Regions from separate parts of the Mus musculus genome. Here region 2 is linked to region 1. A link is a loop called in an ENCODE intact Hi-C map of the cell type or tissue named here. Cell type or tissue: left cerebral cortex. All regions are shown on one strand. Links, peaks and the distances in the headings refer to the core of each region. The heading gives the core; the rest is flanking DNA. Region 1 overlaps Sorcs3 (sortilin-related VPS10 domain containing receptor 3). Region 2 holds the start of Sorcs3 (sortilin-related VPS10 domain containing receptor 3).

Region 1 (16,094 bases), core at 2,902-10,901:
TTGCCAAATACACGCTCCTCACACCTAGTGCGTTTTCCTCACTGAACTAAATGGCATTTGGGTAGAGCATCCTGGTTCAAACCAGCCTAGGCCTGTAGCATAGGATTTCTGCCTCATCAGCCAATGCTTCCTCCCTCTTCTGGCAGAGTCCTTGCCGAAGGCTCTTCATCACAGAATCCCATTTCTTCCTTTCCCTCGGTGGAGGGTTCTGGAAAGCCTTCTGTTGACCTTCTTTTAATTGCTAATAATTATTCAATTTCACATAGCCTGGGGTGATAAATATTCATGAACAGCAGAGTGCATGAAGATCCAGCACTCGAACCTATTGTGCTTTTTTTTTTTTTTTTTTTTTTTTTTTTATTAAAGTGAAACAGAGAATTAAGTGCACGGAAAGGAGATGACGAATTTGTACACTTCTCTGTTCTGTCTCAGTCCTGCTGTGAGTCTGTGTGGGAGGCAGCCGGCAAACACTGACCTGGGTGTTGTGATGTTCTGTGGTTTAGAAATAAGATGCTTAAAACGTCTGCACAGGCCAAGTTAATCCGTCCTTCCACATAACTCTCCAAAACTTCTCCTGGCATACGTGTGCAGGTCTTCTCTGCAAACCCTTACAGTACTCTCAGAGAGCCACTGTATAGGACAGAGATCCTAAAGGACACGTGGTCTGGCCATGGGTGAGCCAAATGTGTGAGCCAGCCATGTCAGAGCTGCATGTCAAATGCAGGCCAATGGCAGCCAAACTGAGTAGGTGGGTGAGTCGTAGCCTGGGTAGTAGCTATTCTGTTTTGTGGATGGCAACATCCATCATACACAGTTGGGGTCCTGACTTCAAGGCATCTTTCTCACACACATCAGTGCCCAAGACATGGGCATTGGCCATGGGCGTTGTCCTAGAGAGGGTGTCTACCAGATGAACCCAGATGCTTGGGGTCAAACCTCAGCTCTGCTGCCTTGGCAGTTGTGTGGACTTGGGTAAGCTATTTCACCCACTTTGTGCCTTAGTTTCTTGGCTTAGCTTTTCATTCCTTTGGCAAACCCCGGAAAGACGTGATTTAAAAGGAAAGATTCATCTTGTTGGCTCATGGCTACTGAGGTTTTACTCTGTCTACAGCTGGCCCCTTTGCTTTGGGGCTGAAGCAGAGCAGACTATAACAGAACTGTGGCAGGCGTGTAGTGGAGACTGCTCAGCATATGGCAGCTGATGGTTAGATGGGATGGTAAGGGGCTGGGATAAGATAAAACCCCAAGAACATGTGACTAGTGACCCCTTCTTCCAATGAATTCTCACCTCTGAAATTTCTTACTGCTTTGCAAAAGTGCCCATCAACTTATGAATCCATCTGTGGAATATTCAATTGACTTAGGCCAGAGCCTTCATGAGCCAGTAGCCTTTCAGAGATTAGATCTAGCAGCCGAGGTACCAAGCCTTCCAAATGGGGGTCTCTGCTGACATTCAGATGGAAACCAGAACATCTCATCTGTGTAAATAGATGATCATCACCTAGCCTTCCTCACGTGACCATGTATTGGCTAAAGTAGCTAGTGCACCTGAGCGGGATGGAATAGTCCCTGACCCATGGGAAGTGCTGGAGGGTAGCCATGTCTACTATCACTGGCACTTATCCTGAGATCTTTGCCCACGACTCTGGGGGGCATCTTTGCTGCTGTAGACCCCAGTTCTCTGGTGGGCTCTGTCCAGATTTTGCTCCATGAAGAGGCAGATAAACTGCAGGTGAGTCCCTGGTGAAGTTAGCAGACACCCTTGAGAGCTCTTATCAAGTATATTCAACATGACCTGATGATGCGTGCCTATAATCCTGGCACTTGGGCCACAGGGGCAGGAAGACTTTGCAAGTTCAAGGCTAGTCAGGTATATACAGTAAGCTCTGGGCTAGCCTGGACTGCATTAAACATAAAGAGAAGAAACAGAAAGACAAGGAAAAAGATAGGGCTACAGTAGATACCTTCCAGACATCAGCCTCAGGAAGACAAGAGGCCTCTGCACATCAGGAAGGGTGGGCAGGAGCAATGGTATACTCCCCAAATTCTCAGCTATGGATGCTCTTCACTATTCCATCTCTGAGGAAGATGAACTCCTCTGTGTGGGTGTAACTCATGCCCCGCTCTGTGGTCTGCGTTTCCCACTTTAAAATGGTAAATGTGAGTTTTATTTGTAGTGCATGTTAAGAAGATGCTGAGGACTCATTCCAGGGACTTTCTTCAAGTAAACAAACCCACTTCCTGGAGAGGCGGTTGCTTTTTACAGCTGCAGAGGTGAGGAGAGAGGAGAACCCACCATCGTTCCCAGGTTTCTGGCTCCAGCGACATCCCTATCCTTCTCCCCATCTCTCACTGTAGCGTGGGGGAGACCTCTGAGACTTGGCTCCCAGCAATCCCCCATGAAACATGGCCAAGCTTGCCTTCCTCATATCAGTTGCCACTGTATTTATTTTAAGTGAGAAGTGATGGCTTGCCTGGGGCAGTGGATGGGAGAAAAAGGCCACCGTGTCCTGACTGGTGGGATGAGTGTTGTAAGCTGATTTTCTTTCTAGGCTCTGGTTGAAAGGCTTGTCCTAGCCATATTTTACCAGATCACCAGCCCTCCCTGACCCTGGGTACCTTATCAGCTATAAAGGGGACACATCAGAGTCAAGCCTGAGTCCTTGCCATGACCAGTGATGGAATGATGGACAAAGAGATCATCGTCATGATGTTTCCTGCTTCCTTGCCTACTTTGTCTTCCCATAGCACAGCACCAAGGTCTCAGGGCCTTTACGCTGACCGTTCCAGCTCCCTGGGAATGTTCTGTACCCATAGAGATGTGTGGTTCATTCTACCACCTTTTCTAGTATTTATTTAAACTACCTTCTCAGTGAGACCTGCTATGGCAGCACCAATTAAAACTGTGTATTCTTTGGCACCATTAACTGTGTCCCTGGGCTTTGCTCTTCTCCCTTATAAGGATGTTTTCCACTGCCCAGTTTACCACTTTGTCTTTTGTATTGCCTGTTTTCTTATCAGAATGAAAACTCCATGAAGACAGAGGGGCATATTGGTGTGCCTCAGTTCTCTCAGGGTGCATTGCTTGAGTGGATTAGACATGACAGAAGTAGGAAGTTATAGCAGGGGGCAAACACTTAAGCAAGCTCCTGGTTCTTTTCCAAGTCTGCAGAGCTAGGAGAAGAGATGGCCACTCCAGAGAGCTGGTCATTTGCTTAGAAGAAATCTTCTTGTTCACGTAGGAGGGGCTCATCTTTCGACTTTGTCCCTAAAGAGTCCCTGATAGTTATTTGGTGAATGAAAAAAATATGATGTCTGGACACATGTCTGTGAAGTGGAGCCAGTCCTTCTGCTTCTATGGTTCCATTTCCTGTAGGAAGTAGATGATGGTATAAATACTTTGCAAGGTTGTTGCAGAAGCTGTCCGTGCAAGTCTAAAACAAGCTGAGATCCTGTAGGTGCTCATCGGGTTAGCCAGTATTTTACAATGTTCTTTTAGGTCTAATGTTCTAATTCCAGACAGAAAGATGCCTACTGCGGGACTCAGGTCAAGCCGTCAAGTCAAAATATCATAGATATAGTGGTTTGGTTAGCTCTACTGCCCTGCAATCTGCATTGCTGTTATACCCATTGTAAATGTACATATTGTTCACAATTTTTATGCTGCTAAGTCTTTGGAGAATGGGAATTCATGGAAAAGAATATTCATTCAAAATGATGCCTGTATTAAGAATCTCAGACCCTCTGGGTTTGGAATCATGAGAGAAGTTGAGATCCTGACACAAGCCAGAACCTAGTCTTGGGGGGAGATGTTCATGAGGCCTGAAGCCTTCTGCTCCCAAGCACACAGCACAGACCTGGTCCACATCTTATCTTTTGTGACATGACAAGTAATGTCACAAAGGGCGATTGGCTCTTAGCCAGGGTTCTGGGGATTTCCCTGCTCCAAGTGTCTCATCATGCTTTGGCCCAGGTCCTCTATGAGCTCAGAGGAAAGTCTTAATGTCCCAGGACTAGGGACAGTTGCCTTTACTCTGTGCCTCTCTCAGAAACTTCGGTAAAGAACAATTCAGGTCAAGGGAACACAGGACGTTGATACTGAGGAATCCAGAAAACCAAAGAGGGCTTGCAAAAAAGGGAAAGCTTTGATGATTTGGGGCCCAGTTCTCAAACAATAACGTTGAAAGTGTGGCAGTTTGAATAAGAACTGCCCCTCAAGGCTCATAAGTTTGAATGCTTGGTCACCAGGGAGTGGTTCTATTAGGAGGTGTGGCCTTGTTGGAGTATGTGTGGTCTTTTGGAGGAAGTGTATCCCTGGGGTAGGCTTTAAGGTTTCAGAAGCAAAGGCCAGATCTAGGCCCTGTCTCTCTTCCTGCTGCCTGTGGATCTTGAGGTAGAACTCTCAGCTCCCCCATCACCATGTCTGCCTTTGTGCCACTATACTTCCTGACCTTGACGGTAATGGACTAGACCTTTGAATGGAAGCAAGGCCCAGTTAAATGCTTTCTTTTATAAGAGTTGTCATGTTCATGGTGTCTCTTCACAGCAATAGAATACTGACTAAGACAGAGAGTACACCTTCCCCCCCCCCCAACCCCCAACCCTTAGCAACTAGTCTTGTTAGGGCCAGAATGTGGATGCTTCCCAGTAACTGGGATTCAGAAAAGCTGTGGCTGGAGTGAGCCATCGATGCCTGACTGTTGAGGGTTCTCATGCTTTTCTCTCATGGGAAGAAGGAGAGGAGCCAGCTTAGAGCCACCTGGCGGGTCCATGCAGCTTCTGAGCTGTCTTTCTTCTGCACGAGTCCTGACTAGGGAGGTGAGCACAGGCGAAGGATGCTCCTGTTCTTTTGCCTTGACATCCTGCTGTAGCTGCCTCAGTTTTGGGTATCAGCTTGGTTTCTTACCTGTCTAGCCAACAGCTACTTGGATGGAGATGGAGAAGCTGGACATAGTAACTATGGTGTACCTAGCCATAGGATTCAGAGGAGAGACACTGACTGAGTCGCACAGATACGCATCAAGCTTTGAAAGGGGTCCCTCCACATTCCTCGTCAGTCTTACTGTATGGCTGATGGTCAGCCACCTTACTCCATCACCATATGCCTTGTGAGTACCTTTTCCATCCTAGCTCGGCTCAGAATTCTGTGTGTAGTACATGATAGCTCTAGACTTTCACATTGTAGAAAGAAACTTAGAGATCCCACAGTTCTATACTGGGGTTTGGTCGAAAGTTCTGTAGAGTCAGAGAATCCCATTAGGATAATTATGGGTAAGGTGGCACAAGAACTGGGTCTTAAAGGCTCCAGGATTCAAGGTAGTGACTCTCAGTGGTTCAGCTGTGGGGTCAGGCCTTCTTGTTCTTGCTTTTACCCAGGGAGGGCTCTGGACTAATGAAGGACTGTGAGCGTCCACTTCTCATCTGTGCCTCAGGATTCATGCTACCTTCCCCACATGGGTGACTGCATGGATTAAAGGGGATGACATTCGCAAAGTAGACTTGCCGTGTGTCAGTGAATTGAGCAGTTGTCAGCCCTTAATGATTTTCATTGGCTTCATTTATTATTTTTTTCCCAGTGCATGACATGGTTGCGTCCTTTGTAATAGGGGCGCAGAGCCAGCCAAGAAAGCTTGTTCCCTCTCTCCTTTCTTCCATTTGTCATTTGCCAAGTGCGTACTGTGTAGCACTCACAGGAGCTAACACGAGGCAGGAGACAGTGGATTCGTTCCTAATCCAGCAGCTCTTACTACTCATGTGCTTCATCGGAAAAACGATGGCGGCGCTGCTGCTGCAAATCTGAAATTGTTCTTAGGGGGTGGTGGTGGTGGTGCATAAGCTAGTCTTTGTAAAGATGCTGGTTGTCTAGACAATCACTGGTAGACATTAGCATTGATAAATAGTTGGCGTGATGGAGCATCGATCAAGTAGGCATGTAGTTCATTAAGCCCTCCAAAAGGCCAGAACCAAGCGCTGTGGGAGTTCAGGGGAGAAACAGACCTTGTCTGCAAGACACAAAGTAGGGGCAGTTCTCTGTGTCCAAAGATGGGTTTATCAATCCTTCTTGGGCCCCACCCCGCTCCCAGGCTTCAAGGAATCTTTTGCTGACCTGTATCTAGCACCATCTACAAGTGCTTTCTTTTAAGAGAGGGTGTTGTGCCAATGAGCCTGGGGTTGAGTCTGGCTGCTGAGTCCTGATGGAGAAGCAGCAGTGGAAGGATCACCTACATGTGTCCCCCAATCCCCGGCACATTCTGATTCACGCCACGTTTCCTGTCTCTGTTTGAGCCACACACATCCCTAAGCTCATCAATGCCTCTCTTAGTTCACTGATTGCTTTAGTAGATTGCTTCAGTCCCTGACTTTTATTTATTTTTTTTAAACGTCTAACCCCAAAGCATGTCTTCAAACACTCAAAGACTTGTCTGTATGTCATACTTCTCAGTAAAGGGTCTGGCTGGGTTTAGGGAAAAGAGAATATTATTGTATTGGACTGATGTTTTAGCAGGACATAGTATCCATGGTTTCACCTGTAAATGCCACTAATTCGTCTCCATAAATATCCTTCGTGGGTGGGACACTCATGAGGATGCATAGATTTTGCATTTGTTCTCTTGGCTTTCTATACTTATTTACCATCCTCGTTGGGATGAATGTCACCTCTTTCCAGACCCACGCACGGTCCCTTATTGCCCATAGTTGTGAGGTCTTGTACCCTGAAATGGGGTGAAAGTAGAGAGGAGCAGGCATAGGTGGATCAAGTATCTTTTAAAGGACATGGCTCTGATCCCTCCTATATCCTCCCTTATCCCATAGGTGTCTCTGCTACGATAAAGGTCAGGATGAGGGGGTAGAAGATAAGTTCTCCAAGCAGGCGTCTAGCTTTCCTGCAGGCATGTGCAGGCACTGTGGGGGTGTTGCTTGTGTCTCCCTTTGGGGAGGCAGTGTTTTGGGGGGGCGGAAGAATGACTGGAGCTGTGGTGACCAGCCTGGGGCTGGGGGCGGGAGTACAGAGGTGTTGGAGGGGATCCACCAGCTGCTGCAGACTCAGACTGCAGTAGTGACTTCACCCTCCTGACTCACCCTCGTTCCAGCCTCCTGGATACAGAAAGTGACAAATAACTGATTGTCGTGAGCTCCGGAACACCCACGGCCAGTAAATCATAGAGATGAGAATCTAGTGTCCCAGTGGCCATCTCTGAGCGACTGTAACAGCCAGGAATGTTCAGAACCTTGGACAGAGCCCCTGAGTTAAGGGCACACTGCTACAATCCCACTGTTTAGTCTTTCTTCCTGCTTACATCCCCCCACCCCCCATCTATCTGGTCCCTACATCTCCCTCTTCTCTCACTGTCTTAACCCCTTCATTTAACATGACAGAAAAGACCCAGGCTCCTGGGATGAACTAAGTGGCCCCCTTTAAGATTACAAGCTCATTCCTTCCCCATGTATCTGTCCAGCTACTCATCTATTCACCTATCCATCTATCTATCTAACTGTCCATCATTTGCCCATACCACCAAACCTTCATTTCCCCTGTTCTATATGTTCATCTGTTTCGATCTCAAATCTTCCCACTACCAAGACTTTCTTCCCAGCTGCTCTCGGGGCAGCACCCGTGACTCAGAGTAGCCTGATTGGCCCGGGGAAGGAAGTATTGCTGGTGAACTTTAAGAACTCTTTGGCAATTTTACATCATCTTACCACCTCCAGGCAGAGAGCATCTCTTTCCACTGAGCATCACTAGATACTCAGGCTCCAGTGACTGCTTTCTCTAATGATGGACAACCTGTGTCTTCTCTATATGTGACCACAGACACAGAAATGTCTAGGAGAGACCTGAATGTGATCTCTGGGGCTGGAGCAAGGACAGCCTCAGGTATGAGGTGGGTACCACATAAAACTGGGGCAGGAGAGAAAGGCCACCAGGTTTCAAACCCAAACCAGTAACTTGGACATGAGAGTTCACTGGTTCATTGTCACTGATGGCTTCCATTGCCTGTCTCCAGAGAGTATAAGACCTAGAAGTCCAAGACTTGGTCTCAGACAGAACTTCCTAGATGGGTACCCTCAGCAAGCCCTAAGCCTTAATTTCTTCATCTGTAAACAGAACCAATAGCAGCCCCACTGATGTCAGAGGGTTGCTGTGAAATGCCTACTATCATCTAAAGCCTCAGGAGAGAAAAGGCAAGGGAGAACTGCACACTTGCACCACCAGTAACAGCATCACTTGCAACACCAGCCTTGGCAAATGAAGATGAAGATATATGTGTCATTCATCAGAATTTCAAGTTTGACCAGTTATCTTGTGTTTTGCCTCTCAGTCCTCAGCCAGTACCCTGGATGCAGGGTCCAAGGCTGCCTCCTCCATTTGGGTCCTGACTAGGATGGTTGCAAAGGAGGGAGGTGCATCTTCATGACATGCACAGCACCACCCAGCAGCCTGCAGAAGCTGAAGAAGGGAGGAGCCATCCAGGAGTGGGCTGTGTGTGCCTGCGTGTGCGTGTGTACCCAGCCTTGGCACTGAAGCCTGCGCGTGTGCAAGCTGAGGGCCTTGTGAATCAGCACTTGCCAACTGTAGCTCCTGCCAGCCGGCTGTGGGCAGCGAGTAGCAGCATGTGACATGCTCCACGTCACCGTGAGCTGTGGCAGCAGGAGCACAGAAGCAGGGCTTCTGTTTGATTCTTGAAGAAAAAGCCAGTGCAGCCCAGACCTTGCTCATGCCAGTGGTGTGTGCCCACCCCCAATTTCCTCTGCTTCTCATTTCTCCTCTTCTCTTCTTCCTTTCCTATTACACATCCTTTCCTCCCTTAAAGCCCCTCCATGACTGCATTTCCTAGGAATCTATTGTAGTTGGGATGCTATCACATCCTTGGTTACCTGCTGGTTCAAGGTGTGGGCTTGTCCCCTGTTGGGAGCTACAATCAGGTAGCCAGCACTCATCAGCATGGCCTGGAGTCTCCAGTGACAGGAACCACTGGGTAGGCTATGCAATCTATATACAACCCAAGCTTGGTCCCTTCAGACTGGCATCCATGCAGTGGGTTTAGGATGTGTCACTCAGAAATGCCAGCAGTTTGAGGACATTTAGGAGTGGCTGCTTGGGGTTGGAGAGATGGCTCCGCAGTTAAGAATGCTGCTGTTTTAATAGAGGATTCAGGTTCAATTCCCAGAACACAGGTTCACAATTACCTGTAACTCCCATCCCAAGGGATACAACATCCTCTATGGCTTCTATGGGCCCTTAGTGCAGGCAAAAATGCCTTTGTACATAACATAAAAAAGAGAGAAAGAGAGACAGAGAAGAATGGCCTCCTGTCTAGTTAGTGTTTCCTTGCTCTTTCTGCTTGGGTGGACATAACCTCTGACTCCATGTTTTTCCTTCTTTAGTAAGAATGCCTTCATATACCACCTCCTTCTCCTTGCTTTACATTCTGCTTAGCCCCTCCTCCTACCTGAAGCCCCAGATAGACAAACTGGCACATTTTGTAAAAAAAGCTGTGTGGCCCTACATATCCAGGCTTGTTTCTCCTACCTCTGCAGGATCCACCTACGTTACAGTTCAGAGCAAATGCCACTTCTCCTGAGGGTCCTGTTGACAGCCCTGTTGGCCTGGCTCTCAGGGGTCTCTCTTTGCCCATGTTGATGTTTCTATGCCTTCTGACTTGTATGGGATTTTCATTTGTTGGCTGTGTATCTGGATCTTCATGCAGACCACACCCAACCTGAATTTATGCCTTTCAGTTATTCCTGCCACACGGTCTATCCCTTCTAGTTTCTATTAGCATAGTGAGTATTTACTGAGGCACTCCATGTTATCTGAGGAGTTTTCAGGGAAGGATCTCCAGGATGGTGTTGACAAGAAACAAGGATGTGTGTGGACTTATTTCTTTGAAGCCTGCAGGATCCAGCAGACACCACAGTCATGACATCAGCAAGTCGGGGAGCAGATTGCTTAGTGGTACCATCAGCCTTTCCTTTTGAACAATTTAGATGTGTGTGTGTGTGTGTGTGTTCATGTGTGTGAAGGTACATGTGCACATATGTGTACACACATTTGGAGGCTCGTAGATATCAGGTTTCTTCAATTCTCTAGTTTTCAGACTATCAGTTAACATAGGGCCTTCAACTCAGCTAGCCTGACTGTTCGGTGAGCTCCAGGGATCTGCCTATGTCTGCTTCTGTAGCATTGGAATTTCAGGCACAGGCCCCCGAGTCCCACTTTTTATATGGGTGCTGGGGACTCAATTCAGCTTTTCAAGCTTGCATGTCAAGCACTTTATGGGATGAGTCACCCCAAACCTTGCAAGCTGCAGTTTTAATGTATGCTGTGTGAGGTGGTTTGGCTTGGCTGCTGTGTGGCTAAAGGCTCATTCTCAGAAGGTAGAATGTTAGAGGTGATGGGCTAGCTCTGGTTCCAAGTGTGGAGTCTCATTCCTCCTGCACCAGTGTGCCCTTACAGGCATGCCTGTTTTAGGTTAGATAGCAGGAAGCAGGCTGTTCTCCGGATAAAGCACTTGTCTGGACCAGGAGACTTCTCCAGGCAAGGGTAGAAGGCATGTTTGGAGAACTCGGTTTTTGGTAGCTACAATTTGCCATGCACCCACCACTCAAGAGAGCTGTGTCAGAGGTCCCTGACATAAGTCCCCTGACGCAAGTGGTGAATGATGTCATTTTTGGAAAGGCCTGCGGTCAGCTTTTGTTCAGAGCACCATACTGTTCAGATGCGGAAACCAGTGCTCATGAGACGTGCTTTGTCCATGGCCTAGACTGGAGGTAGGACTGGCATTACATTCAAGACTCAGGTCTCTCACCCTCTCATCTGGGTGCCTAGACTACCATAGTCAGACCTTCATTGGATATTAATGACAGAGACATGGCTGTCAGGCTCTCAGGAGCCTTATGTCAGTCCACAAAGACAGGCCACTCCTCTAGCTTGCTCCTCTTCTTCCTTCATCAGTATCATGTGACTACTGAGTTTAGCCAGAGGAGGCGCAGTCAGTGGGACTTTTCTCTCTGAATCATGGACCATGGCACTATTGACTTCTGACTACAACTCAAGCAACAGACAAGGGCTGTGCTGATGGATCCCTTTTGTGAACCACAACTTAATTCCTTCGTGGAAAAGAGTTCTGCATGTATTCTTCAAACACAGATTTTTTTTTTACATGAACTAATTAGCTAACTAATTATTGTGTTGTGCATGGCCATCATGTCACACCTGTGAAGGTCGGAGGACCACTTGTGTGAGTTGGGCTACCTCTTTCCACTATGTGGATCTCAGGGGTCAAACTCAGTTGACTTCATTATCAGGCTTGGTGGCAAGCACTGTAAGTCTGCTTTAATACTACCCCACCCTCTGACATGAATTTTTATTTTGTGTTTAACCATGTGAAAGACTCACTTGAAAACCTTTCTGCCGACTGATCCAGCTCTGTGATCTCAGCAGTTAAGATCATTGGTCCTTTCAGGATAGTGTTCAGGGTAGAAAGCTTAGCCAGAACTGTGGTCCGCTTATCTAGCAGAACCCGTGCCCTCCTCACTTGTAGGGAAGGATGTCAAAGGAGAGATTCTACATGGTTACAAAGCCAGAGGCCTGTAAAGCCAGTGTCATGGCAACCAAGTGGAGGAATTCCATCTACTTGGTAACAGGGAAATCCCTGGACCTATCAGATGCTACTGTGTCAGCAAACTGCGTGGGACCCTATAATGGGGGTGGGGAGCCGGTGGAAGGAGCATGAAAAGGCTGGTGTAGGATGTTGTTTAGGGGTGGGGGGTGGGGTGGACATTTTTTTTGTTTTAAAAGGAAATGCGACAGAGAGATGTCTTTTCTGGTAAACAATGAGATATAAAAATCCAGCCAGGCCTCACCTTTCTGATTCATCCTTGATGACTGAATCACTCGCTCCTATTCTTGGTCTTCTCAGGAGCCTCTGGCTTTGGCCTTGAGGATAACACATGCCTGATGTTCCCCTTTTTGTTTATTCCCACCCCTTGTGCTGATTGAAGACAGGGAACAGATGCTGCTCTGTCCCTATCCACCTTGACACTGCCATGTTGGCTTTCGATCATTGTGATGTGTGTTCACTTTGAGCAATCCAGAGGACTCTGCTGAGTGTTTGCTTTCTTCATTACAGTTTACCCCATCCCCAAAGAAGTGTTTGCTATTTTTTCTTGTAGCACAGACACTGGCCAGATGTCCATAAATCCATCAGGACTTGATTTGAGCTCAGAGAACTAGTTACAAGTTCTTGAGGACAGAGGTACCTCCCAAACCTCCTGAAAAACTTTGAAAGTGTTATATAGAATTGTCCTCATAGATCTGGGAAAGCAATTGATCTTCTCTAATCAGTTTAGGAAGGCTATAATGGATAAAGAGGATCTGATTGCAGAGGTGGGGATAGGAGAGAGGATAGAGGATAAAACCACAGTTGGAGGGGAAGGAGTGAAGATGTTATCCTTTCAGACATACGTCTGGTCCACAGATGCCTTAGAGATCTAGGCAGTAGGAGATACTGAATGTCTCTTAGGAGGTTCAGTCAAGACAGACTGAGCACCTGAAATGAGTGAGGTTTTGCAGAATTAGATATGGCTTCTGTTTCCTGGTCCCTCACAATACCTTCACAGAATCGGCATAGAGTAGATGCTCTTTATTTGTTGAATGAAAATAATTATCTCCCGGAACCCTCATGGGCTGTACATTTCCATCAGTGATAAAGGATTTATTGACCGTTGAGTGAATAACTGAGAAATGTAGGGACAAGTATCAGAGATTGGGTGGGATCAATATTAAAGCTGTGACTACCAAGGCTATCTAGAAAAGTCTGAGTCTGTTCTTATGGCCATCATATTAGCTCAGAGAAGTCACACGTATATCCTTGAGGGCCTTAGACCTTGGTTGAAACATAATGATTTTGGAATCTGAGTAAGCATGCAGACTCTGAGGAGCACTCTAAGCACATGTGTGTGTGTGTGTGTGTGTGTGTGTGTGTGCGCACACACACACACACACATGAATGCAAATGCTCACAGAGGTCCAAGATGTCAGATGCTCCAGGAGCTAGAGTTACAGGCAGTTGTAAGTCACCTGATGTGGGTGCTGCGATTCTAACTCAGGCCCTCAGGAAGAATAGTGTGGGCTCTTAACCACTAAGTCATCTCTCTAGCTCCCCATTTGCCCCCTGAGATTAACAGGCCAGGCAACTTGACTGAACTCCAGAATAGAAAGTGAGGATACTCTTGGGAAGTGTACCCTAGTAATGGGCAGGAGCTTAGGTCTTCTCAGAGGCCACATTGGAGGCCATGTCATGCAAAGGAAGACTGATCATTTGGGAGAGGACATTCCATTCTAAAGAATGTCTTTATAAATAAGAAAGCAGAGCCATTTATAAGCCAACTTGCTTTGTAGAAAGTTCAGGAAAACTCTACCTGTATCCTGCCAACATTTTGTGCCGCGTTAGTGAGATTGGGTGTGTTGCTGATGTAAATAGCATCCCAGACAGTGACAACTGATAATCAGTAGGTCACAATTTCGTATGTGCACAGAGCTAAACACTGACTGCTCATGTCGTGAACATTTTTTGTGACACTATTGAGGGTCTATATACACTCAGCAAACAGCTTCGAGAAGACGTCCAGGGTTTGCAGATGCTTACTGATGGAGCCTGGATTTGATGCCCATTGTCCCTTGGTTGGAAGCATTGTACATGGAACAGATTCTCCCATTCCTCTCTCTGGTTTTCGTTCTCTTCCTCGATGTGCCAGAGTGTGTCTTCTCTCATCTAGTTTAGGCAGCGATGCTTCTATTTTTAGTGGTTTATTATCAGGCATGGAGAGTGGGCATGGAGAGGAATCGTTTTGGTTTGGCTTTTAGAGCAGGCATTTGGATCCAAACCCCTCATCCGTAAGGCATGCCATATGAGTCAAGGTGTCTATTCAGGGTACCAGGTAGCTGGTAATTACAAAGCAATGAAACCTTGACTATCCATGTGGCTCTTTGGGAAGTTTCCCCCCAGTGTTTTCTGCAGATGTTTTCAGTTGATAGGTTCCTTTTAAGATTAGATTCAGGAGAGCCTTTCTCCTCTCCCTCTCCGTGGGTAAATTAAATTCAGGTGTTAAAAGTGAAATCAGGCTCCTGGATTTGACTTCCCAAGCAGGCATTCAGTTTGGGAAGTTGACACGCATTTGGGGGTGGAATCCTCAGAAATCCAAGTTCTGCACCTCTGGGTTGCTTTGGTTTAGGAATTAATTCCGTTTCTCCCAGTGGCTGTGACATTATTTTAGGATTTGGATTTCAGAATTGTGAATGTAGGGGGGCGCTGTGGCGCCTCACCAGAGCTGCCCTTCTTTTTTCCTTTGTATGACAATGTTTTTTTTTTCTTTTTATTTATTCTTCTCTCATACAACACATCCCAACCTCAGCCTCCCCTCCCTCCACTTCTTCCATTTCCTCCCTCCCATCTCCCTTCACCCACCTCTAGGTCCCCTTTAAGGTGGGCATTAATTGCCCTCAGTTTCTGGGAGCTGGACAAAGGAGTAAGCCCTCAGCCCATGAAGGCTTCCTAGCCCAGGTTAAGCCTGCTCCCCGTGGGGGAAGCCTGTGTCCTGGGTAATACAACCTTACCTCAAGGTGGGCAACCAAGAGCTGCTCAGGGGTGAGCCGAGGCCTCCGCATGGCTGCATGCATCAATTCCTCTGCAGTCTTGCAGCCTTTGTGTCCTCTGGCAGCCTTCTCCCTGCTCCATGCTGGCCCTTAGAACTCACCTCACCATTTTCTCCTCTACAGGTAAAATCCCGGACTCTGAGTCCTGTGTTTCCAACCCAGGGTTTTGGGATACTTAAAAAAAATCTTGGCTATACACGCCTGGCCTAGCACTCATAAAACCGGAGGTTGTCCCCTGTAAATGTAGCTTGGGTTTTATCAACATTTACATTTGCAGAGGGACTCCTGGAGAAGGCAGGATTTCGGTATTGTTAGGACAATACTGATTATGCCGTGAGGATCAGGGATAAATATATTTCAGAGAAAACAGAAATTCTTAAGAGATCTGAAGACCAGCCTCTTATTGCTTCACACCAGACAGCAGGTGAGTTTTGTGTAACCGAACTTAAATCCCAGCGATTTTCTTCTTTTCTGTTTATAAAGAGATCATGCGCGTCGGGAGAGGATTGTTCCAAAGACATGTTCATATATAGGAAGAGATTCAACAAACACGGTCCTTTAGTGAGGGGTTAGTGAGGAAAAGTGTGCAATAGTGGTGTGTGTGTGTGTGTGTGTGTGTGTGTGCGCCCACGCACGCACGCGCGCGCGCAGTTTGTGGAGTGATAAGGTGTTTAGTCGATAGTGACCCTTGAGAGTGGTTAGGATATCGGAAGCTCTGTCAGGAAAGAGGGTCTGGTCAATTTTCCTTCCTAGGTGCTTGTGTAGGAGCAGTACAGGAGCAGGCGGGACCGAGCATTTCTAAACACACGAGGTGATAGTGAGAGGCTCTTTGCATCTCAGCTCCCAGGCTGAGTACTGTCTCTCAGGGGCAATCATTGTCACAAGTTAGCATGGAACTTCTGTGTGTTTCTTCTCTTTATAAAAGATTATATGTGTATACATTCATAGTTATATGTGTGTGTCTCTCTGTGTGTATACACGTATGTATTAAAATAACGAATCCTTTAATGAATTCTACTGTGTAACTTGCATTTCCTCCCATTTGTTTTCATAGGACACCACTTTAGGCATTTATATACATAATATACATATACATATATATATATACACACACACATGTATATATATACATACATACATATATATATATATATACATACACACACATATGTATATATATACATACATACATATATATATACATACACACATATGTATATATATATACATACATATATATATACATACACACATATGTATATATATATACACATACATATATATATATATACATATATATATATATATATACACATGCACATATTATTTGCTTACTTCTTTCTTTTTAAGCCCTGTGTGCACTATTCCACTGAACAGCTAAGGTTTATTTACAATCACCTGCACTGCATTGCTCACAGTAGTTGAGATACGAGCT
Region 2 (16,094 bases), core at 4,771-12,770, 53 kb before region 1:
TCTGATAGAAGCAAGTCCCTGGGGTTGATGCCCAGTACATAAAAATATTCTCAACTATATTCAAAGAGGAGAGGCAGAGCTGTAGAATATATAATGAACGAGTGGGCCATGGAAATGGTTACTCAAACTGGGACAGTTTTGAGAATTAAAGGGGTTTACTACCAGGGAAATGGTTCTACAGGGACACAGGGTAACCCTAATAAAGAAGGGAGGTACAGCTCCCGGGCCAGTGGGTCAAAGGAGGGTGGTTGAAAGGTGTGCCCATCAGAAGGAGGGGAGAAGGGCCAGATTAGCAATAGGACACAAAGGCCCAATGGGAGGAGGTAGCCTGGCCTCAGGAAGGAAGGCCGACTGTCGAGATTTGCTTGGATGCTGTGTGATCTCCCAGGACTCCTGGGCTGTTAGTGGCAGAAAAGCCTCCTAGGCTTTGGCCACAGCCCACACTCCCTTCCTCTTGCAATTGTGGGCCACATGTTTGTTCCCAGGCTACCTTTCGTATCCTGCTGTCTCTGCCACTCTTGAGCAGTTTCACAGGTCATCCAGCCTTATCAGTCTCCAGTGGTGAGTCTGACTTTGTGAATGGGAGAAGGGGCCGAGGACCCTGAGTCTTAGACACAGAAAGAATAGTCTTAGACACAAGCACTCTGCATTTTCTCCACCTGGGAGTAGCCATGATGGCCTTGGGGTGTTTCTGGTGTTTCTCCAATACTCTGTGAATAGTAGGAAATCCTTTCTTCCCTCTTTTCTGTTTCCTCTCCTCTCCTCTCCTCTCCTCTCCTCTCCTCTCCTCTCCTCTCCTCTCCTCTCCTCTCCTCTCCTCTCCTCTCCTCTCCTCTCCTCTCCTCTCCTCTCCTCTCCTCTCCTCTCCTCTCCTTTCCTTTCTCCTGCTACCTGTTTCTCCCCATCTTTCTTTTCCTTTCTTCTTCCTTCCCCCTCTTCTACTCATTCCCCCTTCCTGCTTTCCTTCTTTCCTCCTCTTCTCTTTCTTTTCACTCCTTTCTCTTCTAGTTAGGGTTTGTATTGTTGTGATGACCAATCAAGTTGGGAAGGAAAGGATTGAATTGGCTTACCGTCCCACATCACTGTTCCTCACTGAAGGAAGTCGGGGCAGGAACTTACACAGGGCAGTGAACCTGGAGGCAGGAGCTGATGTAGCAGAGGCCATGGAGGGCTGCTGCTTACTGGCTTTCTTATCATGGCTTGCTCAGCTTGCTTTCTTATAGAATCCAGGACCACCAGCCCAGGGATGGCACCACCCACAATGGGTTGGGTCTTCTGCCATCAATAACTAATTAAGACAATTCCTGACAGCTGATTTTTTTGGAGGCATTTTGACAATTGAGGTTCCCTCCTTTCAAATGCTTATGTCAAACTGACATAAAGCTAACCAGCACGGCCCCCTTCTTCTGTCCGTCCCTTCCACTCAACCTTCTTCATTTTCTTCCTGTCTTAGGGCACAAGGCAACACTTGCCGCTTCTTTACAAAACCCCGGTCTCCTTCCTTGTGGGATCTGCATTCTCTGTCTTCCCCGTGCTTCTCGGCCGGTTCCCCCTCAATCTCATCTGCCTGTCCCTCTGCCCCATCCTCTCACCAATCTCAGGGACCCCAGCTGGATGCTCCCATGGCCCAAGCTGTGAAAAGACAACGTTGGCTCAAGGAAATGTTGCTCTGCACTGTGAGTCATCAGGTGGAGGAAAACAGAAACCCACTTCCCCGCCAGACGTCTTTCCTATCTGCACCCAGCTCATTAGAGTGATCCCATCCTTTTCCTTTAGAGCCGCGACTAGAGGGAAAATGTTGACAGAGTTGCTTGATGACTTTCAGCCGTTTAATGAGTGTGTTCTTTCCTGGAGATGAACTTTCCATTTTTGGCTTGACGTCTTCAGCCTGAACTTGCTACACACAGGCTGGAATCCACAGACTGATTTTTCTCTTCTTTACTAAGAGGGTGTTATGTAAGGACAAGAACATCACCACTAAGTCACCATCCTCTTCTCAGATTGTAGGACAAGGTTTGAGAACCATGGGTGTCCCCACTGGGGAACAGTTACAAGTGTCAGTCTCCATAGTGTGTAGACCAGGGCAGTACAGTACAAACAGCCCTGGCTTTCAACCCAGATGTACTAAATTTAAAATGCTGACTATGGCCTGGTGTGTTATGTGTACAGGAATACAAGACAGAGGACAGAGAAGTGCTTAGCTCCAATGTCAGACAGACACATATCCAAGCCTTCAGTTTTGTCCCTTAGCACCTGCACCCCCAACCTCCGACTCAGACGTCCTCATCTGGGAGGTGGGAGTGGCCTTGCTCTCCTTAGAACAGTTGTGAAGAGGAAAGCAAGCATGGTTGTGTTTCTCACGGCTACATCGCGATGGCCCAGATCCACGACACAGCCATCCTAATAGTGGAGAGATTTATTTTGCCTTATGTTTCAGAGCTCAATCCATGATTGCTCAGCTCTCTGCACTTGGGAAGAGCGTTATGGAGGGGAAGCAAGCGATGCAGGGGGCTGTCAATCACTTCTGGACAAACAGGAACAAAGCAAGGGCAACTCGAGACTGTGGTAAGATACAGTCGAAAGGACAAGCCTTCCAGGACTCACTTCTCCAAAGCCCCCATGTCCTTATCATTGCCCCCCTCCGCCCCAATGAGATTGATGACTTCATCAAGGAATTAGTCCATTGACTAGGCCAGAGCCTTAAGGAGCTCTCAAAGCCCCTTGTTTCTGTAACACAATCATAAGCACACCTGCATGTGTGCTCTCCCAGTCTCCTAGGTGTTTTCAACCCATTCAAGGGGACAGACAAGACTAACCATCTCCACAGTCAAACTTATCTAGCACTTCATCTGCTTTCCAAATGGTTTACGAACATTAACTTACCTGATCTTCATGGTCACCCTGTGCCGTTAAGTTTTATTACCACCTGTGTATGTAGATGAGGGTTGGAAGCAGGAAGCTAAGCAATTTGTTTAAGGCCACTGGGCTGGTCATTGGTAGGGTTAGGACTAAAACACAGATACTTTTGTTAAAGTGTGGACTTTTAATCAGTGAGGCTGTGTTGGTCTAGGACCATACAATAGCCAGAATTGTAATGTTACTGGGTGTTACCACACACACAAATCTCCGTGGCTTCTGCAGCAGAAAAGAGTTTTGTTGATTAGATATCCAGCTCCATATAGGGATTATTTGAAATGCTATCACATGAGAATTCTGTTTCAGTTTTCTCTACTAGAAGAGGTTTATGATGAGGCAAATTAGGTCCTATTATTTCTCTAAGAAATATTAGTTTGGGGTAATGGGTATGAATGGATACTTATTTATTTTGGTGGCTGCCCAACAGATGAATTCTCTTCTGTGTACTGGCATATTATCCGACATTTTTCATTTTAGGTTGATAATAGCGTCTTTTATTTTCTGGGTCTTTAGCCCAGGCTGGATCTTTATAGCCCAGGCTGGACCTTCCTTTATAGTAAAGAATGTCTCTGCACTTGTAAACCTCTGTCTCCACCTCCCAGAAGACTGAGATTAGAGGTGTAGTTGTACATGCTGTATTGTAGATCAAACCAAGGCTTCATACATACCAAGTAGTGCCATTCAGCTTCATTCCTGGGATCTAAATCATAGTCTTTACTGCTGGTCACCCAGGCTTGACCAATAACAACAAAGAAGCAATTAGAAATTGAACTGGTGACAATGGAGGTGGCAGTCAGATTCGGGGGTGGGAGGACAGCGACAGTTATGATGGCTGTAACACTCAGTGTCTAGGGGTGTTGGTCAACGTTGTGGCATCCTAGGTTTGACAATGTTTGAAATAGAATTCTTTTGGGCTCAGTTCTGTGGTGTGATTTCAGGTTTCATTTTGCCCACAGAACCCTGAATCTGATTGTCTGGCCCTTCAACTCAGTCTAGGAGTTGACAATGAAAGTAGTTTTCTGTTTAAAGCAGAATTTTGGAAAAAAAAAAGAATTTTGTCCCATTGCTTATGATATCATCTGATGCCATAGAGGACACTAGTATCTATCAAATCCACAAACGTTTGCATTTTAAGAAAAGCACTGAGAAAGTATTTGCATGAACAAAGGAACAGTTGGCTAGTGCTTGTGGCAGAAGCGTTAGTATTTACAGTAATCTGTTCTGTCATGTGTTGCACATTTATTGCAGGTCAGTCTGAGCCAGGCACCAGGCCAGCACAGTGTGGAGACTAGACTACTGTTGAGGATACAATATTGAGCACAAATAGACACTTCTTATCTTCATAGGCACACAGTGTCAGGAAGTCCTGGCTTTAGTGGTCACCTGGCCGCATCTGTCTGGAGTTCAGACTTTGTTCATGAGCTGTCTCCTCCAGAGAAGTTCAGAGTTACAATGTTGATGGTTATTTTGATGCTACTTAATTAACTTTTCTTAACTGTACAAAGGTCATGACGTAACTTAGCAAAAATAAACAGAAAGTTCAGAGATTTTTTTTTTTAAACAATAAAATCAAGCAGCATTTAGTGAAAAGGACCACAAATTCTGTCCGGAAGTCCATTAGAGCAGTTTGTCAGGTCAAGAAGGTGACGGAGTGAGAAGACAGTTCAAGAAATGTCCCAGAAAGGATGCAATGTCGGGGAGAAACCCACATTCCTCGCCCTAAGCCTTAGAATGAGAACTTGCCATGGCATCTTCATCTTGGTTACTTTTCTGTGGTTGTGATAAAAATACCATCCAAGAAAATAAAATTATGGAAGGAAGAGTTTATTCTAGTTTATAGTTTTGGAAGGATAAGAGTTAGTTCATCATGACCAGGCAGCGTAGTAGTCAGTGTCAGGCATGGTGGCAGAAGCAGGGAGCAGAGAGATCATACCTTCAACAGCAAGTGGAAAGCAGAGGGCGAATTGGAAGTGAGTCAAGGCTGTGAACTCTCACATCTGTCTCCAGAAGTATTCTTATTACAGAAGGGCTAGACACCCTAAACATCCCCAAACACCGCCATCAAGTGGAGACCAAGTGTTCAAACACCTGAGCCTATGGGGACATTTCTCACTGAAACCACCACAGTCTTCATAAAAGGGGTGCTGACGGTTTGACTAATGATGGGAACATAAGTGAAATACTTCTTTATATGGACCTGCAGTGGGCGTTGAGAGGGAGCACAGTGCTTTCCCAATGTGTGAGTGTACTGTAATGGTTAGTAAAAAAACAACAACAAAAATCCCCAAGACTGTTTGGAAAGACTTTCAGCCTCATTTCATGGTTAACTTAGGGTATGATTTGCTCTCTCTAGTTTTCTACAATAGGAGCAGAAGGTCTGGTGACAAAACATTTTCTTTGTGTCGCCTCCTTTGCTTTTCCCCTTGGTTAAAGTGAAGGTTCACCTTATCGATAAACCTGTTCTTTTCAGCTGAGCCAGTTACCATATTAGCAAAAGAGACAGGAACATTTAGACACAGTCCTTTTTGTTTGAATTCCAAAGTTAGAAGGCAAGAAAACAAAGGATTTGGTGAAGATGCTGACATGATTATCATGATAATGGATATGGTGTTAGATACTATGGGACTTGGGGCAGACAAAAAAACTCGAGTAAAACCATAGCAGAAGGTACATTGTAGACTTATGGGACACAGTTAGAAGGGCCATGATGGTGGGACAGTACACACAACTTTGAATCCATTCTAAGAGTGTATAATGATTGATCACTGAAAAATTTGGGGATCAATTTATAACATCATCTTCCACATGAATTAACAAGTTGTATCTGAAGCTATGGTGTTTAAAAAAGAGTAGCCACCAGTTACTTATGGTAATTAAACATTCAAATATGGTAGCCTACATCCAAATCGTCTATAAGAGTAAAATATTTTATTGTGAAGACTTGGTACAAAACATGTTAAAATATTTTAACAATTTTGATTTTGGTCATTAGTGGAAATGTAGGTGTTTGACAAATTCGACAGCGTAAAAATGTAAAATTAATTTCACTACAGTTACCCACGAGGCTCATATCTTGTTGCTGCATTGTTCTGGCTGGCTCCAAGAAGGAAAAACTTGAAGATCAGGAAATGATAGGCGGCTACCTCAACTCTTGGACAAGTGATGCTCCATGTCAGAATCACCACTGTGTTTGATTCTGGGAGCGAACAAGAGAGATCAGGTGAAGCCTTTTTAGTTGGACCTGACCAGTGTTAGGTCTAAGCGTTAAGGTTTCATGGCATGTGTTTGCATTACTGAGATGTGCCAGGGTGCTGGTGGGTCTTGATGCATGTGCCACGTGGTTCTTCCTGTCAATTCTCGTAGAAAGACTTAGCTCCCTACAAGAATAAAGTTGGGGCAGTGGGACTAGTAGCCTTATGACGAACACAGCTTTGAGAGAGTTCCAGATCTTGCAAGAACTAGATTAATACTTGAGATCATGGGTTGTCGTGAAGCCGGTGACCTCTTCTGTGTCACTCACATGCACTCCTAACCGTGATGGCATCCTTCATGCAGTGACAGGCATGGGTACCTCAGCATATGAGGCTGCCCAGTTTTGATCTCCACTGTTTCTAGAACTGTGAGCCAAAACAAACATATTTTCTTTATAACGTACTTACTTATCATCAGTGACAGGAGAAGCTAATCGAATGCGATTAAAGGTAGTCTCGGGGTGGAGGGTGGGGTGTGTCCTAACATGTTAGCGAACAAGAGAAAAACTATTGGGAGAGGCTTTGTCACGTTAGAAACTGTCACCCCTATGAAAAGCATCTATATACCTCTGCCTTCAACATTTTAGCTGCTGAGTCAGCCTGGAAGATCTCTCTTGGGAATCACAAGGGTAGATGTTCCTGATGAGAAAGGCAAACTCACTTAGAGGTTCGCGGATTGCTTTCCTTGTGTGTGTGTGTGTGTGTGTGTGTGTGTGTGTGTGTGTGCCCGCGCGGGGGAGTGGGGGTGGGGGTGGGGGTGCGCATAGAGGCGGCGGCGAGGAAATTGGTCAGCTCCTCCCTTGTGGGGAGACTTGGGAGGCTGTAAGAGCCTTGTATCCAGAAGTGAACGGACATACCAGATCTCTTAAATCCTAGCACCCTGCTTAGAAACGGATCAGGGGGGTAAACCTCACTAGGTTGCGGTTGCAGCTCCCCGCCTTCTCCGGTAGGGGCGCTGGGCACCAGCAGATAGCTTATTCTCTCCCAGCACTGGCTCCAGCGCCCACCTGGATCCGTAGCTTTGCAACTTTTCACCCCTGCATCAACGCGCTGACCCGCGTCTGGAAAAAAATCCACGAATGCCAAGTTCATTTCATTCTTGGTGGGAATTACCCTTGTCTTCTTTGTCCAGCCTAGCCATCTTCTCCGCTCCCAATTTTCATTTTAGCTTTGGTGGGAAAGCAAGTTCAAAAGGCGAGGGCTCCCGGGAATCCCTGGCTTGCATCCTTCAGGCCCAGAACCCCGCTCCTTCGCATCGCAGCACACCTGATCTTTCCCAGGGTGTTCTCAGAGTTCCTACTCTTCTTTCGCATCATCCTCTCCCCTCCCCTCTTCCATTTCCCCTCTTTGTTTGCTCACACCTCCAACCACAATTCCTCTTCCATCGCCAGCTTTCACCTTCTACAAAGAATCTCTTCTAATTCCTAAGGGGAAGGAACAACTTGGAGGCTATGTTCCTCGTTTAGCCTTGGCACTCCCCCCTCCCCCATCCTTTTCCGGTGTTTCCTGGAGGCCACCTGTCCTAAAGGTTGTAAGCCACGTCTCCAGCCAGCCCTCAAGCTTAGCACCCCTCTCTCCACCTCACCAAAGTCTCTGTCTTCCTGAGGTCTGGAAGAGTCCCAGTCGCATCAGGCGCGCATACCCTCCTGCCACGGGGGACAGGGGACCTGATAAATGCTTGCTGCTTTGGGCAGGGGACCTTCCAAATAGTGGCAGACACTTTGAAACAAGTGGCCCTGCTCAAAAGCGCGTCTGGGGGTCAGAAGGGCAAGACCTAGCAGTCCCTGGCAGGAAAACAGGACCTGGATCTACTACTGTCCTCCCACATCTAGTGTAGGGTCCCCAGAATATCAGCCTTTGCTTTGCCCGGCGGCTTTCAGGCTCGCTTTCCAGACCTCCAGGCGGCTTAATCTGATGACGCCCACAGGTGCTGGAGGACCGTGCCTCATGAAGAGGGGTGCTACCCTTGTTCTCCACATTGCCTCTGACCACTCACAGGCTTCTGGATGTGCAAACAGCCTATGCGTGATTCTCGAGCACCCACGGCCGGAGCGCACCTCGCACTCCGCCCCGCCCCGCCCCGCCGCTCTCACTCACACAAGCCAGTGTAAACGCGCACGCAGGGAGCCGCGCGCCCCCGCACACCCAGCAACACCCCCCCCCCCCAGCTCAACCAGGTACCGACCCCCCAGGCGCCCTCCCTCCAGCCCTGGAACACCCTGGTCTCCCTCTCTCCCTCTCTCGCCTGCGCGCACGCACGCGCACGCACGCACTCCCCGCGCCCCCGCACCGGGAGGGGGCGCAGGCCTCCGGGGGCGGGGAGCCCAGAGCAGAGTCGTGGGTCCATCCCGCGCTTGGCTTCAGAGCGGTAGCTCCCGCCTGGCCCTGGTCTCCAGATCGAGAACAGTTGGCAGTGGAGATAATTTACTCCTCCTTCTCCTCCCGGAGACCCTATACTTCCCGCACGCCGTCTCCCGCTCCCAAGAACAGACCGAAGAGTGAATCCCCAAACGCAGCCAGGAGCGGCTTCCCAACTCCGCGCCCGAAGCTGGCTGGCTGGTGGTTGGATTTCCGAAAGACTCCGGATAAGGGTCTGCTGTGAGCCCCCCCCCCCCCTCCTCCAAGATCCAGCTAGCGTTGCCCATTTTAAGAGGATTTCCCTATTCCCTCTGAACACTCCTTTTCACAAATTTTTTAAAAGAGGTCGGTGGAAAAGATTGGGAGGGGGGGCATTTTAACAACAGCATCAAACCGGCCAGAGCATCGAGAGAGCATTTAATAAACTGCCTTTGGGTTTTGGAATCACCCTCTGGACCTGGGAGCAAGCGATCCAGAGGGGAAGAGTGTAAGGGACAGGCGAACCACCTCCTTCCCGGCCGCCCCCTCCTCATTCCCCTGACACACTCGCTAGCTTGCTTGCCGGCGCGCGCATCCCTCCAGCACCCCCCACCCCCCCTCCATCGGACCCGCACCTCGGCGGGCGCCACACACTCGGCAGCCCGAGCCGTGGTAGCCGCAGCGGGATGGAGGCGGCAGGCACTGAGCGCCCCGCAGGCTGGCCCGGGGCACCCCTCGCCCGGACTGGGCTGCTGCTCTTGTCAACATGGGTCCTGGCCGGCGCCGAGATCACTTGGGGCGCGACAGGAGGTCCGGGGCGCCTGGTGTCCCCGGCTTCACGACCACCAGTGTTGCCTCCTCTCTTGCCACGGGCAGCGGAGAACCGGTGGCCTGAGGAGCTGGCATCTGCACGGAGAGCCGCTGCACCGAGACGCCGGTCCAGGCTAGAGCCACTATCCCAGGCGAGCCGCGGGGAGATACGGACTGAAGCTGCGGGAATGTCGCCTGAAGGCGCTAGGTGGGTCCCGGGCATTCCATCTCCTAGCCAGGCGGGCAGTGCGAGGAGGACTCGCCGGGCGCAGCCCCCAAGCCCCCTGGAGCGCGGGGACTCTTGGGCTACTGCTCTCGCAGATGGTGCCAAAGGAAGCCGTCCTCACACCAAGGGTTCGCGAGAGGAGGTGAGGGCGACGCGGACTGGAGGAGCGTCCACTGAGGAGCTCCGGCTGCCCAGCACGTCTTTTGCACTGACCGGGGACTCGGCTCATAACCAAGCCATGGTGCACTGGTCGGGACACAACAGCAGTGTGAGTACCCATCTGGCACAGATCGCTAGTCTCCTGACAGCCGAGGGTAACGGTAATGGGAGGCGGGGGGTGGTGGGGGGGGGGGTGAGGAGAGGGGCGAGGGACAGATAGTTTCTCAGGGTCCAGAAGGAGAATCAGAATCCCCGGACTTTTAGAGAGGGGTTTGTCCTGCCCACTTCACGCCCCCAACAGGTTAGCCGAGTTTTGTTATAAGATGGCGTGTGCATCTGTTTACTGAAGACCCCAGTACTGAGGCTGTCTGGAGGGCTAAGAGGAAAGTGTGTCTTAAAAGCTGTCTGGGTGAGGAATCTGGTCACTCTCTCCCGCATCCAGGTCGGAGAGTGACTTTTTCTTTTCTGGGGAAAGGATGGATGCTTGAATTCGTGAGTGTAAACATGGGCTGATGTGGAGAAATCTCTAGACAAATTCCCGAGACTGGAGGAGCTCCCTTTTAGCCCTGGGGTCATGTGAAGGGAACCAGGGAGCTAGGGAGACTGAGGCCACAGGGACAGCAGAACACTTGTTCATTTTGGGGTCGCTGCTCAGCACATGACGTTCTAGCCAGGCTGGGAGCCGGGCTGCATCATCCAAGCTGGAAGGCTTTCCTAGTGGGGGCAGGCAGGGAAAAAAGTTTAAGGCGTGAAGCGAATTTCCACACCCTTTTCCTACTGCTTATCCTCGTGCTCCTGCTCGCTCTGCACGCACGAGTAGGGGAGCAGAAAACTCACTTTTGCCTCTGTGTCCTGCTTCACAAATGGCTCAGGGACTCTGGGATCAAAGTTGAGACCCTGCCCTTTCTGAGCACATCTCTTCCCCCTTTTCCCTTGCCATCTGGGCCCACAAGATTTTGTTGCATCAAGAGGTGGCACCTTCCTTACGCCAGCTCCAGAGCTTCAGGGCTCAGGAACGGGGTGCCCAGATGAATAGGGTCTAATTTGGGCAGCCGCGGGCAGAGCCTGGTTAACCGGCTCATTTCTCCTCAATACTCCCAGCAAGAACTGGCTCCTCCAAACCCCTTTCCTCCGATGATCGCTGTGCTATTTCACCTGGCCTTGCCAATCGTCCTTTTTTTTTTTCTTTTTCTTTCTGGTGTGACTTTCCAGTTCAGTTGAGAACCAGACTTAGGGCTGAGCAGGGGTTCCATTAAGAGGACTAGGGATTCACAAGCAGCGTTGAGAGCTCATTTATTGGAAAGTGCTGCCTCTTTTGTATCTCCCCTCATGACAGGCCTTTGAAAAAGACTTCCTGGGGAAATGTTTGCCTTATTTTGCCAGAGCGTGGGGGTCACAGGGCTGAGCACTGAATAACAGGGAAGCCAGGGGGCCGCAGAGCTCATCACACAAGCAGTAACCAAGTACAGATTTACTGGTTGTCAGTGATACACAGTGGGGGTGGGGCTGAGTACCAGATGCTGGGTTCTAAGGAGAAGAGTGGAAACACACAGGGCAGCTTGGTGACTAATGGCTTCATCTGCCTATCTCCATCAAGATAGCTCCACCACCCCCAAGGCTTGGATTGGATAACTTTGAGTAAAGATGCACTTTTGCAGGGCTGGGCGACTGAAGACTTACTTTCAAGTCCACAGGAGATGTTTGTGTGTGGACAGAGCAGGGGAGGAATGGGAGGGAAGAAGATATAGAGACAGAGGGGGAGGGACAAGGAGAGGGAGAAGCAGAGCTTGTGAGTTCCGACTTCATTTAAGTTTGATAATTAGGAGTAGTGAGGAAATGTTCTTGGTTTTCTCGTCCTTGAGGAGGGGATAGCTGTACATGTGCGAGGCTTTATTACCAAATTCACTCAGCCGGAAGTGTTCCATCCCTGCTTTAATTTTAAGAGTCACTTAAAAAATCTTGACAAAGACCCCTGGAGATGGGACTTTAGAGAGAAAGCACTTCTCACAAACAGGTAACTGCATGGCCTTCTCTGTCCAGCTTTAGGGTGGTTGATTGGCAAAGGATGCGAGGGATGGTCTGGCTTGTGCCCACTGGAAAATGCCCCTTCAATCAATACAGGGACAAATGTCCTGGGTAGCAGACCAGTTGAGCATGGAGATTTGAGCCATCTATGAACCAGCTAGTTCATAGCCTGGGATGCTCTATAAAGAGGAAGAGCTCTTTGGGAGAGTTGCTGCGAGCAGCTTCAGCAGTGTTTTTCCCTCCTTTGCCAACAGCAAGAAGAGAAGGTGAGAAGATGAGGAGGTCTTTTTTTACATACTGTTTCTATGTGCAGGAAGATGTCATAGGGCCTTAGCAGGGTCTTCTGACCTGGAAAGACAATTCCACCTTTTTTTTAAAAAATGGAAGCTGAAACATTAAGCAGGCTTTCTGACCAGTATTAGCAGTTTGGATTCTTTTCTTTTCTTTTTTTTTTTTTTTTTTGCTTTTTTCCCCCAGGCGCCTGTGGTGAACTTCAGCTCTTGATAATGGATTTCTTTGGTGGTGGGTGGGTGTTAGTCCGCTGAACGCTGAGCTCTACTCTGATAGAGTTTACAATCAGAAATATTTAAGCTGAGCATCCTCAGCCCCACCCTCCTGGCTCAGTGTGAACTTCAGGAGCACAGGGCCAAGAAGAGATCTTTGTATATAAGGACAGGGCTGCTGTGTTCTTGCTGGAGCTGGCCAAGAGCACAGCCAAACAGTCCCCAGGAGTGGGTTCATAGCCGACTCAAATACCCAGGACCTTTGGCCCTGTTCTGATTGCTGGGACAAATGCTTATTTTGGTACTAATAACTAGGGTGGGTTTGCTTGGGGGGAGATGAACGAGGTGCTAGCAGACAAGGCAGAGAGGAGGAGAGGACCATCAAGATGTGGGGCCTGACTCTGATCACACTGATTTGGCTAGGGTAAGGTGGGTAGCCCTGGCCTCAGAGCCTCTGCCCTGGAGACGATTTGCTCCTGTTCTTGCTGTCTTATTAGTTTCCAGCTGACTGGAATAGGTTAGAGAGTGTTTCACAAACACCCCGTGGAACCCAGTCCCCATGGCTTACAGAGAAACAGGAAAACCCATTATTCTCTCCATTTCCTTCAGGTGGGGGAAGAGGCTTCCTTGCTCGCTCAGTGAGTTGGCAAATGGCCCTGCAGGGTGTGAAGATGCGAAGGCACAGCCAGCTCACTCCTACCCCTTCTCTCTTGGATTAACCCCTATTCTGTATCCTCCCCTTAGGTCAGGTACCATTTCTCCTTAGCAGCTCACACATGGGGCCTCTGCAGCCTGCTGCCTCTGTAGTGTGTCTGCCTGGGATGACTTGGCAGCGAGTTTTCAATTAATGTGCCCAACCTGAAGCCTTAGTGAAGAGAGGCGAGGAGATGCTGGGTCACTGCAGGTTCCTGCCAGACCAGGAGCTGATTAGAAGACGTACAATGGGGCTGGGAAGTTTCTACCCTTAGGAAATGCAGCTAGCCTTTTATCTAAAATATTTACTCCTAATGTGCAAAAATAGTGACAGATTTGATCAGATTCATTGTCTTTCACTCACTAGAGCATCTTACTGTGGCTCGCAAACAGATTTTTCCAAGCAGCTTTTGGCTGGATTGCCTAGGCTTCACCGTCCCAGGGTCACAATATCTTAATGCATTTTGCCTTCTCTGAGGTTTAATAAAGAAGCCTGCCGCAGAAACCATTCTTCAGGGGTTTGCCAAAAAAAATCTGTTTTTAATTAATATTACAAGGAAAGGCGTCTCAGTTGAGCCATGGCTGGGAGACACACTGGGACACAACAGCACTAATTGCTCCTGGTCACTGTCCGCCAGGAGTGGGGATGAGGGAGGAGGGGTGAGCCAAGGCTGTTTGTCTGCTCCAAGAGTCCTCTGATGGCTAGGTTATTTATTGGCTCTGATCTGCTTCTCAGATCCTGTGGTGGTTTCCAAGGTGAGCAGAAAAGCAAATGCCTTCATCAGGAGGCCCTATTTAATGATGGCTGAAATACCAGTATTTGGAACTTGCATATTGACTGGCAAAGGAATGAAACTTGAGTGGCGCCTTCTCCAATTGGGTTGAGTTTAAGAGTTGGGGGTTGGCGGATGCAGTGGTAAGAAACCTCGGGAAGCAGTTTTATTTTATTTAACTGGGAGCCGAGATCCACGGACCGGCGTCATCTGACAAGCCACAGAGTCAACACACACAGACACAAGGCCCATCCTTGGAGGCTGGCAGTTCATTCAGGGCTAGGTGCAGGTGGGCAAGTCATCTGAGGCCCGTGGCTGGATCTACCCACCCACCTGAAGACTTCCTGCTTTTGACCTACAGTGAGAAAACTCAAAGCACAATTCATTAGCAGATTTGGGAGACAAGAGAACCTTTAGAAGAAGAGGTTGAAGAATAAGCTGGGCTGGCTCTGAGGAATGAAGGGAGTTTAGCTAACCAAGATTGTGTGTGTGTGTGTGTGTGTGTGTGTGTGTGTCTGTGTTGTTGGCAGAGGGGACTAGATGGAACCTCCTATTCTCAGTAGGCACTGCAGCAAGGACGTTCTGCCTCACTTAGGTACCTAGTGATGGTTGTTGGATCAGTGGGTGAGTGAGTGACACTTCCCACTTTTATGGAGCATAATCTATGGATGAATTTGAACCCATTGTCACAGATATGACTTGACAGACATTGTAAGCAGGAATGGCTTGGCTTTGCGTGTCTCTATTCTAGTGTGAGGACCTCCTGTGTCATGGCATTAAAGGCCTCTCACGTGTGTGTCTTGAATGCCCTGGGTCTACCTCTGCAACTCATGACTTGACTGTCCCATGGTCAACTCCTCTGCAGGGATTGTCCCCTGTCCCAGGCTTCTGGTTGGTTCCGCTCCAAGACCTCCTCCACCTGCGACATGGCCCCTGTTACAGCTCACCCATTCGTGGCTCAGTCCAAGTCACAAACACAGGCCTCTATACAAACTTCCCAGGAAACATTTACTTCCCTTTTCCCAATGACTTACAGAATACACACCGGACCATACATTTGATCATTTGTTAGTATAATCTTATATTTTTCAGTAGTTGGAGGGTGAGGGATGAAATATTAAGCTAAATAAATGCTCTATATCAATTATAGGTTCTGTTCCTATGTTTGCCGCATGACTCAGTAGCATTTTGCTGTGATGAGCTAGATGGTGTCTAAACTGCGAGGAAAGGGGAAATCATTTTTACCCTCAGATGACAAACAGGTTAACACCATCTCTTAATAACACTGAGTGTAAGTGTTCAGCTTGTTATATCACACGGCGATTCCTTTGGATGGGTGCTCATGTTCATGTGTGATTCTCTGTGTGTGTGTGCACACATATAGGTGCCTGTACATGTGTGTACAGGTAGGAAAGTCAGGTGGCAATGTTGAGTGTCTTCCTCAATCACTCTCCACCCTAGTTTTAAGAGATGCTCTTTTACTGAGCCAAGAATCTCATTGATTGGTTAGACTGGCCAGCCAGCTACCTCCTGTCATCTTTCTGTCTCTGCCTCCCCAGTGCAGGGGTTAATAGCAGGTGCTTCCATGCCTAGCTTTTTTTGTGCACGTTAGGTATTGAACTCAGGTTTTGTGCAATGCCATTTCAACAGAACAGTAGTAGGACCTGTGAGCTATCTAGGGACAGCTTCTTGGCTCTGATAACGGTGTCATTTACGGGTTCCCTCTTGCGCAGTGGTGCTGAAATCCAAATCAGAAAATGGTTGGTTACTCCTTCGACACTTGTGCCACTACTGTAGCAGTGGACACGTCTTGCCAGCTTGGTCCTTGTATCAGCTCTCAGAGTTTGTAGCGAGTCAAAGCGATGATTATTTTTCTCTTTTAACAGTGCATGCTCCAGGCTAGTACCAGATTAATGTCTCCATGTTCATAAGCATATTTTATCTTCAGCAGTAGGGGCTTACCGTCAAGTTCTGCAGGGAAATTGACAGCACCAACAGCAGCCTGTAATGTTTAGGGGAGAGAGATTGCGGACTGGTACCTTCAAAGGTGGTGCTGTATGGTAAACATTTTACTGATGAAGATATATTCCTCACCATTTATGTCTACATTTTAGGACAAGATTCAGTGAGATCCTTAGTCCACTTGACAGAGGATAGAAATAAGTAGTCAGTGGTCCGGACTTCTCATGCACTTTAGAGATGAGATATCTACACACACAGGCTGTTCAGCCATCCGCTGAGCATTTGCGGTCCGTTGTGGGTTGTTCTGGCGATTGGGGCTCGCTAGAGATGTGATGGAGAGGCAAAAAACAGAGACTCGACAGCATCTGCCTCAAGGTCCCTTTTGTGTGCTTTGGATGTGAGCTTGCTCTTCTGTAAAGTTAAATATCACAGGACAACA

The links. Peaks named below come from ENCODE experiments on the same cell type or tissue, not always from the same donor. Only the 100,000 strongest peaks of a DNase experiment are listed, where the experiment ranks them.
Region 2: a loop joins it to region 1, with 4 times the contacts of the local background. A loop is called at or near these places in 2 of 42 quality-filtered maps.

Annotation. Positions count from the first base shown.
Region 1 is chr19:48,252,319-48,268,412 of GRCm38, forward strand. The region is part of intron 1 of Sorcs3 (sortilin-related VPS10 domain containing receptor 3); the gene reads left to right. Among named protein-coding and RNA genes, the nearest start is that of Sorcs3, 54 kb to the left of the region's middle. In left cerebral cortex, for the core only: no CTCF peak of the experiment used is centred there; DNase peaks (open chromatin) are centred at 7,037, 8,567 and 10,287; H3K27ac peaks cover 1,254 bases.
Region 2 is chr19:48,196,990-48,213,083 of GRCm38, forward strand. Sorcs3 (sortilin-related VPS10 domain containing receptor 3) reads left to right here and starts at 9,036. Exons shown (of 27, transcript NM_025696.3): 1 at 9,036-9,808. The coding sequence starts at 9,191. In left cerebral cortex, for the core only: CTCF peaks have their summits at 7,115 and 8,500; DNase peaks (open chromatin) are centred at 6,787, 7,120, 7,730, 8,224 and 5 more places; H3K4me3 peaks cover 5,032 bases; H3K27ac peaks cover 2,960 bases.